Regions from separate parts of the Homo sapiens genome. Here region 1 is linked to region 2. A link is a contact called in ENCODE Hi-C or POLR2A ChIA-PET data. All regions are on one chromosome and are shown on one strand. Each heading gives the region's core, a stretch centred on a gene start or an enhancer-like site at or near the end of the contact. The rest is flanking DNA. Distances are from core to core; before and after follow the strand shown.

What was found. Hi-C counts contacts between places; a loop is a spot of excess contacts on that map. ChIA-PET counts read pairs that join two places held with the same protein, here RNA polymerase II (POLR2A). Pooled maps may share reads with other maps.
Region 1: a map of endothelial cell of umbilical vein shows a loop between it and region 2 (7-fold over the local background). The contact joins two enhancer-like sites. A Hi-C loop is called at or near these places in 8 of 168 maps with a recorded cell type or tissue (PC-9, endothelial cell of umbilical vein, heart left ventricle and 2 more) and 11 of 50 pooled maps. POLR2A ChIA-PET finds 5 or more read pairs at or near these places in 4 of 52 experiments (K562, MCF 10A, T-cell and 1 more).

Annotation. Positions count from the first base shown.
Region 1 is chr2:46,116,846-46,121,995 of GRCh38, reverse strand. The region is part of intron 11 of PRKCE (protein kinase C epsilon); the gene reads right to left. Among named protein-coding and RNA genes, the nearest start is that of EPAS1, 180 kb to the left of the region's middle. RefSeq lists an enhancer at 3,859-5,058. Within about 2 kb of position 2,992, at least 3 of the 41 ENCODE cell types and tissues checked have a DNase peak (open chromatin) inside an H3K27ac peak, as active enhancers do; they include endothelial cell of umbilical vein, where a contact is called at or near this core.
Region 2 is chr2:46,064,095-46,069,424 of GRCh38, reverse strand. All of the region lies in intron 10 of PRKCE (protein kinase C epsilon), which reads right to left. Among named protein-coding and RNA genes, the nearest start is that of EPAS1, 230 kb to the left of the region's middle. RefSeq lists an enhancer at 912-2,111. Within about 2 kb of position 1,489, at least 3 of the 41 ENCODE cell types and tissues checked have a DNase peak (open chromatin) inside an H3K27ac peak, as active enhancers do; they include endothelial cell of umbilical vein, where a contact is called at or near this core.

The sequences.
Region 1 (5,150 bases), core at 1,743-4,242, 51 kb before region 2:
AATGGGAAAAAAGGAGGGAAGGAGGGAAAAAGGGTGAAAAAAAGAGAAGAATACTGGTGAATGTAAATGATTTCCCTTGGCCTGATTTACTCCTTTTAAGTTCCCTGTAAATCCAGCTGAGTGAGCTGACTGGCAAGAAAGAACAGTGCTGTCTTTTCTCCATGATCAGATCTTGACTCCTGTCCACAGCATTCATGAGCATCAGTTTAGTACATGTTTAGGTGTACGAGGCCCTGCAGGTATGCATTTAGGGCTGGCACACCTGTCTGTTGTCAGTTCAAATGTGCTCACTGACACGTGCTGAAAGCCTAGCGTTTATGATCTTTGCATTGAATTTGGTGAGCCTGACCATCAACCCAGAATTCCCATCCACCAATTGGTCAATATCTTTTAGCCATCTTTTACAAGCCCAGCACCATGCCGGGTCCTGTAAATTCCCTATGGGCCCCTCTATAATATCTCAGAGTCCACTGTGTGATGCTGTACAGACTGGGCAGGGAGTTGCAGGTACCTGTATGTCAAAGACAGGCAATGACTGTGCCAGGCACCTTGGTGTCAGAGAGAACAGAACCAGGGGACATCTCTCAGTGTGCAGGGTGGGGCCCACCTCAGATCATGGGGACTGATCTCATGCCATAAAACATTCAAGGCAGTCTGGCCCCAAGAGGCCATAAACAATACAACGCCTACTTTACAACGGGTGCACCAAGGTGGAAATGAAAATTGTCTGCCTGTGCATTCTTAAGCTTATTAACCCCAAGAATGCCAAAGCATTATTGGCATAAACATCCCCATAAAAGTTGCTGAAAGGGTGGGTGAAGATACTCTGGTTAGATGGAGCTGTGATGGTAAAGTGACATTTTAAAAAGTTTGGTTTGGTTGAAACACAATTTATCTCAAAAGAAAGGGTTTTACTTTGGGAATGAATCCAAGTAGTCCAAAAGGCTCCTATGCTTTCTTAGACAATAAATTTTACAGCTTTGACTGAGTTAGGTTTTTAAAAATCATCTTCCTGATCATGTAGGTCAAGTGCCACAGATTCATGGTGAACAAACGTAACAGCTGTGAGTGGTGGAAAACTGATATTAATACATCGGTAAGAAGGCAGGATTCTATTCAGACTATTCTAGTTTTTACAGTATGGATAGATTAAATATACTTCTTGACTTAACGTTGACAGGAAAAGAAGACAAGCCTCTGGTTTTTGAAACATGGGTGGCATCCTTTGAAAGAAAGGTCAATACAATCTGAGAAGTTACAAAAACGTGTTGAGTAGAGAAAGGAAGTGAAATGACAAATGGAAGTCTCTCCCCTTATGCCTTCTCCTATCTTCAGAAGAGTTAAAAAAGCCTACATCATCTACATCTGATTTCTCCAGGGTCTGAAAAACCTGCAAATATGGCTGTACTCTACCTAAACACCATGGCAAAATCTGTATAAATCTTACTAGCCAAAACAAGAGACCTGTTAGCTCACAGCTACCCCCAAACCTTCAGAGTCACATGAGCAGAGAACTTTGCATCTAGAGCGGGTTTTCCAGCCTGGGCACTACTGACATGTTAGGCTGGATAAATCTTTGTTGTGAGGACCGTCCTGTGCATTGCAGAATGTTTACCAGTATCCTTGGCCTCTACCCACTAGATGCCAGCAGCACTCTCCTGGCCCCCATCCCCAAGTTTCAGCAACCAAAAATGTCTCTAGACATTGCCAAATCTTCCCTGGAGGTAAAATAACCACTAGTGGTTGAGAACCATTATGCTAGAGGAACATCAAGAACCACTTTTCACTGGGGAGGTGAAGAGACTATGGTTGATGAGTGTCTGAACATGAGGTCAGTGCGTTTCCTCTTAGCAATGCTACTGCTTAAAAACCAAATTCTATTTTTTATCTGAGCTTCATGTTGGGGAGAAGAGTTTTCTAAGTCCCAGAATGACAGCATCTTTTGAAAACTTATGAACAAAGGAGCCCCAGGGCTTAACAGACAAAGCATAGCATCTCCAAAAGGTGCCCAAGGAGCCTCCCAGCTACAAACTCCCAGGGTACCCGCCAACTAAAAGCCAGGAGAATCCAACAAATTCCAAGGTGACATTTTAAAAGACACATTATCATTACAGACTTCAACAGTTCTATCTAAATTCTAGCAACGGGAGTTGAGAATCCTGAAGCCAAAATTAAGATATAAGTAGTGATACTAACACACTGGGTGGAGTGTTCCTCACAAGCTCCATTTTAGTGAGAATCTACGTACTGTCTCTCTGCTGCCGGAACAATGCGTGTTTCTCAATCACTAGTTGAAAGAGTCTCTTTGCAAATATTTCTTCACTTGCTAAGCAGAGATGGTTTCTGGGAGATAAATTGCTGGAAACAATGTTCCTCTCCTAGCACTAATGCAAACCATACTGCAAAATGAGGCACTACACTAAAAACTCAATTTATCCTGTTCAGCCTAGAAAGATTAGAAATTAGGGGAATTCGGAAAACACAAGCCCTTAGGGCCAATAAACCATATTTAGAACCATTTGTATGTATTTTATACTCAGGAATTTTATTTATGATAAGAATTTGAATGTCTCCCCCCACCCACTTTATTTATAAAGATTAAGTGACATCATTTAGCTAGAGTAAAGAATGCCCTAAAAAGAACTAATAGCCCAAGTTGTTTCCAAAGTTTAGGAAAGGGAAAAAAAAACACCCTAATAACCCCCCCTTTTTTTTTCTCTTTCACAAAAATAACAGAAGGAAAGCTGCTACTGTAATCAGCAGTGATTGCAGGCATTTCCTGTATTTTTATATCAAGCTGGTTGTTTTTTTTCCATTACATACCCAGTGAACTTCAGTTAGGTCAAGACTAGAGAAAAACAGGACCAATTATGCCTCCAACCCCACAAATCTGCCTACTTAGCTCTGCTAATTTTATCGTGTTGACTCCATGGTTCCAAGGAGCCAGAGATAGGAAAACTTCCATGGGCCATTTGCTCTCTTCCTCCTGGAGCCGAGTTCGTGCACTTCCCCCTCTACTTCTAACCCATTTAGTCTCCAGCATCCTAAGATGGAACTTTTGCTCCATCTGTTGCAGGCTGAGATTCAGTCAGGTTGTTCGAATGAGACTCTTGGGTGAAGTCTCTGCTTTCTTGGAGGCTCCCAGACTCCCTGGGGCCATTGCTCTGGGTTTGCTATCGGACAGGTCAACGCCCAAACTGCCAGATTCCACAGCGACTCCCATCCATCTCTAGGGATCTTCATTCTTATGCTTTATCTTCAAGAAGGGTAAGAAAGTCTTTTTCCTTAGGTCTCATCCTCCATCTCTTTGGCTGTAACTTAAGTCCATTTCTTCATGCTCTGTATTCTGTGGTTACAACAGCATGGGGAGCCTCCTTATTGAAGCCAGTTGTTAGGCAGTGATTATCATATAATAGTCTCATCTCCATTTTTCTCTTTTGTTAGTCCAAGGCTTTCCATGAAGAGTATATTGTGTCTGCATTTTTTGGATAATATTTAACACCTTGCTTCTGATACCAGATCACACTGATTTTTGCAGCCAATGCAGTGTTTTCACAGCCACCAGTAGCTATTTTCTTTTTCAAACCTTTGGAAAAGCTGTGAAAACCTCCTTTACCAATTTGAGATCATTGTAGAACAGTGACAAGCTCTTTGGCCAACTTTGGGTAGTTTCTTTCTCCACCGTGTCCCACAGCTACCCAAGTGCCAACTCTTCTGAGTGTAGAATTTCAGGTAGGTTTCCTCCTGGTGATGGTTCCCATGCTCAAGTTAAACAATGATGTCGTCATTCTAAACAACCTCAAAGGAGTCTCTCCAGTTGATAATTCCACGAAACTGTCCTCTAAGCTTTTCCTCTAGAGTTGCCTGGTTCTGACCATTTATTCTTCAATTATCCATGCTATTGGTCAACATTTTTTCTTATTGTTCACATTAATCCCCTTGTTTTATGTAATTCAGCATCATGATTTCATGGACTATTAGAGCTAGGGTAGATCTTAGAGGTGAACAAATGCCATTTTGAAGTGTTTTACAGGATTGAGGATTAGAAATGTTTTTCTAGTCTTGGAGTTACCTCAGATGACCCCACTCTTTAAATACAGGTGTACTTTCAAGTCAAAACCTGACATCCTTAGCAACAACCCTGCAACTAGTTGACAAAGATTCAGTGATTACCTACTATGTACCTGGCTCCACATTATGGCAATGTAAGGGATCAGTAATAATAATAAGCAATTACTAAGCCCTTCCTATGTGTTTTCCCAAGTATCACCTCATTTAATATTCACAGTAATCCCGTGAGGTAGATACTATTACTATCCCAGCTTTTAAGTGAGAAAATTGAGGATCAGAAGGTAAAAAGAACTGGCTTAGGACCCACATGTGAAGGGAGGATCCCATCCCAGGAGTGTCTGACTCAAAGGTGAGTAATCACCCAGCTTGGCTGAACTTCTGGCTCCCCAGAAGGTACCATGGGGAGCCCGGAAATCTCTGCCCATGTGATTTCTGGACCTCATGTAGAATTAATTTCAGAATCCATCATTTCAAAGCCAACTCAGAAAAATCAGGTTTTTCCTTTACAGGCTTACATTATTTTGGATACAAAATGATTTTCAGAAATCAGATCTACTCCCAAAGCAGGATTATTAGCCACAAAAGAGACTATGTAGTCAAATAAAAACCTAGAGAGGCATGTAGATGTATTCAATGTAAAAGCAGTATTTTTGCCCTGAGAATGAAGTCTCCCAAAAGGACAGTTAAAGGAGAGGACAATACTCATTTGAATGTGTAAACTCTGGTATGTTGGTTTAAAAAAGTCAGTCTATTTCCTTATGGCAAAGGACAGAAACTCCCACCCCTCTGGTGCCCTCACTTGCTTTTGGGAAGAGCTCAGTGGCAGATTCTCCAGTACTTTTGATAGTCAATTGTTCTCTTCACTTTCCTTGAAACATCAGATTTGATTCTGAGCTATTAAAACTAAAATCCTCTGTGTCATGTTCCTTCTTCTGTGAAATTTGACCAATAATTTTCTTGACTGCTGGCTTCCCTTCAAACAATAGCAAGAGAAACCACCCTGCAATTCTTTAGATTCTCCAAGTGAAATGCCTGCTCTCCGGTTTTTTTTCCCCTCCCAGACCTAACCGCTGCAGTAC
Region 2 (5,330 bases), core at 240-2,739:
TTGCAAAGTATATACTTTAAAAAATCCTTACTTACAGAAACATATTTTAGACGCATACCATATCAGAATCCAGAAAAGGCCTACTGACAGCCTTCAGAAACCACTTCAGAGAACAGTCATGTAATTTCAACTTCAATAGTTAGTGACTGGCAATTTGGAGATATTTCACTTTCCAGGTGGTGAGCAACAGGTAAGTGAGAATACAGCAGAGGCTACCACGTAAAAGAAAGTCTCTGAAATGCCCTGGTCTGTCTGCTCACTAGAAGACATGCCACTTCTCCTCTTCAAAGCATCTTCAATGATTCTTCAAAGCATCTCCATTGTCATTTGGAACCAAGCCCCAGTTCTAAGCAGCAGTGCTTTCCACACTTGAGCATGCAGAAGAATCAACTGGACAGTTTTTATAGCATAATTCCTGGACTCCACACCCAAATATTCTGATTCTGCAGGTCTAAGTTGGGACCGGAAATCCTGCATTTCTAAGAGGCTCCCAGGTAATGCAATGCTGCTAGTCTAGGGATCACCCTTGGAGTCACAAGGACCACAGCTCCTGTCGTCTGGTGGTAATCTAAATTTCAATCTGGTATCTCACAAGTCCCTACTTGAGCTGATCTCTTTTAATATCACAACCACTTCTTGCTCTTGGTTACTTCTGAGGCATTTGGGCAACTGCTCCAAGTCTCTCCCGTCTACATGCCAGGCATTTCCTATCCTCCTGCTCATTGGTGATGCCTTTGCAAATGAAGACAGCCCTTGGAGAATTCTTCTGCTTCTGAATTCACGGCAATCCTTAAACTACACATCTGATGATTGATCTTATTCTGTATGTGACAACCTTCTACCATTGCCTTATATTGTTACATCAGAGAGAGTTTTTTAAAGTTGGTATTATTTTTCTACCCTTCTTCAACTGGTCTTTCTCAGTCCTCATGAGTAGGAATTATACCTTGCACCTAATGGTACACCAATAAATAATGACTGATTAATTAGATATATCAATTAATATATTTAATATCATTTTGGTTCTGCTCTGCTATGATTGTCTGAACTACCAAGGTGGGTGAGCACCATTACTCTAGAAAACCTAATTCAACACTGTTTTATTGTCTTGTTTCCCAGGGCAGCTCCTGAAGTCTCTTTCTGAATCCTTTACTGGACCTAACAGAGTAGGCATGCTCGTAAGTTAGATAGCCTATGACTCAAGTGGCTCACCAAAATAGATTATTTTTTTCATCCTGGATACAGACCAGCTAAGGTTTATACTAATTCATGACCCTCTGTTAAGAATCTCAAAGGGAGATTCTACCCACTGATAATGTAAAAGTGCAGACAAACCCCCAGTCTCTCTCTGAACAATGAAAACGAAAGATGTTTCCATTGCCTTCTGACTAATCCCTTCGCGAGTGATATAATCAGTAAGCCAGTAAGGAAACCCTGCCTTCAACGAGAGTATGATGTAAAAAATGTGCATTCTCTTGCAATACTGACCCATGAACAATCTAATGCCAGGAAACCCACAACAAATGCCTGGAATACCGGCATTCCAGATTCACATGACTTTTACTGTACCCCTACCTTGCGTTATATTCTTGGTCTGTAGCGTTAGGAGAGTTAGCTAAGTAGTTATTACCAAGTTGTCTAGCTTGATAAGGATGGGCAAGCCCTCCACTGTAGACCCCCAGGCTCTGCTTTAAACTAACGGGAAGTTTTATGCGTTAATTTCATGAATGCCATTCAATGTTCAGCAGATACATTGTGAGCATCTACTAGATGCAAGCAGCGTTCCTGCAACACATAAAGTGCTCATTCTTCTTTTGCTCAGAACTCTAAGATGTGTCCACCCTTGAAATTACACATGGTGTTTCATTTTGCACCACGTAGGCTGGGCCCAAACCTGAATACGCACCAAACATGTGGAAGAGACGAGAAAGACTGCAGGGAGCAAAGGCCAGGCCACAGCATAAAACTCACTGCCTTCGGCTAACAGGTACTCCTGTCACCTCTGCCTTCCAGGTAGCGCCAAAACTGCCTCTCAGATGTCACCTCAGGCTGTTTATTGTGACTCTGAACCACTACTTTAAGTACCATTCTTTTCCTATTAATCCAAACTGTTTAAATAAAATTATTTTGATGGATGAAGACTCAGTATATATAATGCACGTCATTCATTTGGCACTTGTTCAAATAGGATATGGTGATATCTTGTATAGGACCAGGCTGAACATTTATCTGTAGAAAGGAATGCATTGCTTGGCCAATTAATAGCCAATGCAAAGGTAGATAATGTTTTAAATAATTTAAGAATAGAAAGAAATTTTTGGCACAGCAGTAACAACTACCTATTTAGCAAATGTGCTGGTTAAAATGATCCTTATCTTTTTATCATGTCAGGCTCTTCAGAACTTCTACCTGACAACAATTTTATTAGCCGTTCTAGTTCCTGTCCATGCACAGAAGTAATACAATGTCATCACTTTGAACATATTCCATATTACTCAGATTAACCACCAGTTCAAATGGTTCAAATGAGTTTCCTTTACCACGTATCTATGGAGAAGATAAAACTCTGCCAACTTAGTTAAAAAAGAAGCAATGATAAGAATCATTCTTTGGGGTTGACTTCCCACCACCCCAAAGACACAGCTCACCACAGAACTAACTCTTCTCCTCCTGTCTGTGAAGCCCAGGACATAGTTCCCACGTACTTATAACCAAGGGTCAGCCAGTGACAACAGTTGCCTGTAGCCTAAGAGCACAGCGAGAAACTTCTGTCCTGCTCTGATCATCTAAATGGAAAATTTACGAGATATACAGACAAATCAGTTCACAGACTATGCCCCAAGCACTAGAAATAACTTATTTCTACAATGTATTTGTACAAAATGTTCTGGATAATATAAAGTTGTTAAATGAATATAAGTCTAGGATTCCTAATTGGAGTGGATCGTTCCCTGCCCTCTTCCCCTGGAGATGGGAAAATCAAAAAGCAACAGACAGCCTTAGCCAATTCAACCTCTACCTATCTATTTTCATTCATAAATTCGGAGGGAAAGAAAGGAAGGAAAGAAAGTGAGGTCTCAAAAAAATGAAGTGAGGTAGGTGACTCATTACTTCAACATTTTCTTGGGGGTAACTTTAGCCAAGCCAGTGCTCAAGTAGGTGTATAGGCAGAAATAGGGGGAAAAACAGATACATCAAAACAAAGGAAGTTTATAAATGCTTCCCCTTCACCTGATATTGTACAGGGCCATCTCACCACGCTACAGCCCCTGCAACCCCTCACCACTTCTGTGTCTTTCCTCTAGGTCACAGCCTGCTGCTCCACACTCTGTCATGGGAGATGCCAAGGTTAAAATGACAGTTGGACTGTCAGCATCCAGCTTTTTGGAACGTCTGTTAAATAGTCTTGACGGATGCTGGATCTTTGCAAATGGGTGGTCGGGGACCAATACAGTCTCAGAAGAGGTATTTAAGACAAATTAAACAGCAGTGTTCCCCTGGCCCCATGGGCAAGAGGCAAGAGTGGGTTAGCTTCCCAAGAGACCGTGCCATCAGCTAAAGCATGAATCAACTGATCCATTCTATTTTTTAAACGTTTGCAAACACTTTCCTGGGATCAGTACCATGGCTCAAAGCACCTGTGATCATTTATGGCTTGGAAATATAATAAAGATATTTTAGGATAATTTTTTAATTGGAAAATATTTAAATTCCTTTTTGCCATATGTTTCTGACCTCCAGTGACCTCAGATCTTGATTAGGAAGATAAAGCAAAGACCAACCAGAAGTATGTAATTTTAGAACAGGAAAGTCGATCTGAAAAGTAATTTCTCTAAATTTAGTTACAGTAGCTCTTATCTGAACTGTGGTCCTTACACACCAATAACTTTTGGCTATTCAGATGAGAAGAACAACAAATTTTTTACCAAAATTGTTGTGTTCTTTTTCTGACTCAAGCTTAACCGGACAAATGAGAAGATGGAAGGGCTACTGGTGGAGTCAGAGAAATTCTTTACGTGAAATGACGTCTGCTTTTACTTGTTGGGAAACAGATTATTTTAAGAGAATATTAGAAACTATGACAAACCCCAAAACTGTTTCCCGTCAGAATTCTTGGAGGAATTGCTTAGTTTACCCACAGACACACTCCCTGGCCCCTGAATACTAGATAAACAGCATTCTTTCAAGATACAGGTCTTGAACAGTCATTTTCCCCTTTTCTCTTAATAGCAGGCTTTTAGGTTTAAACTATCCAGAAATTACATTACCACCCATGTCTCCTCCTCCTTTACCTGTTTGCAGAAAAGAAGCTTGGTAAATTATTATCGTATAATCTGTGATGCCAGCGCTGAAGTGTGGAATAATTTAAATATTTTGAAGGGTCGAGGATGTACAGGGTCAAATAACTTAAGAGCATGGCTTCTCAAGCTAGAACATGAAAAATTTCTCTTCTTCTAGTTGAAAATGGGGAGCCACATCTACAGAAAGCTTGGGCTTGGTGTTGGCAACAATGGGGCCTCCCCTTTCCCACTGCCCCAGTCCTTTTCTCCCCACACCCACATGAAAGGACGATACATTCCACAGGCCATGGATGAGCATCAAGTAGCAAAATTCTATAAGACTAAGAATCCCCCAGAAAGAGCCCAAGAGAATTACCAAAAAAACTTCTGTAATTTTGCCTCCAGTCCTAGTTTATTATATGTTACCAGTTTTAGGCCAATGAGGCATTTTCCAACTTCCCTAGTTCGTACTGTCACCAAAATCAGAGTCTAACTATGCTTAGAAAATGCTTCTTTGTATCTCCCTAATTCTTCTTCTATCTAATCTACAAAGGAGATAATATTCAGTCAGACTCTGCTTCTGGTGCAAGCTGCTGATGAAAATCTAAATCCCTCATGCTATGATTTAAGCAGTTATTGCCAAGACTGTCCTTTCTATTACCATCTAATATCATTTATTAAAGAAACCATTAGTGCAAGGAAATCTGATTAATTTGGGATTGCCAATTACTGAGAAGTGAATCATTAACAAATTCATATGAACTTCATTTGCAAATAGAGAACTTTTGAGTGTCGAAGGAGAACGACTATATTTTTAAGGGCAGTTAACAATTTTCTTTTTCTTTTTTTTTTTTTTTTTTTTTTGAGACAGAGTCTCACTCTGTCACCCAGGTGGAATGCAGTGGTATGATCTTGGCTCACTTCAACCTCCACCTCCCAGGTTCAAGCGATTCTCCTGCCTCAGCCTCCTGAGTAGCTGGGATTACAGGCACGTGTCACCATGCCTGGCTAATTTTTGTATTTTTAGTAGATACAGGGTTTCACCATGTT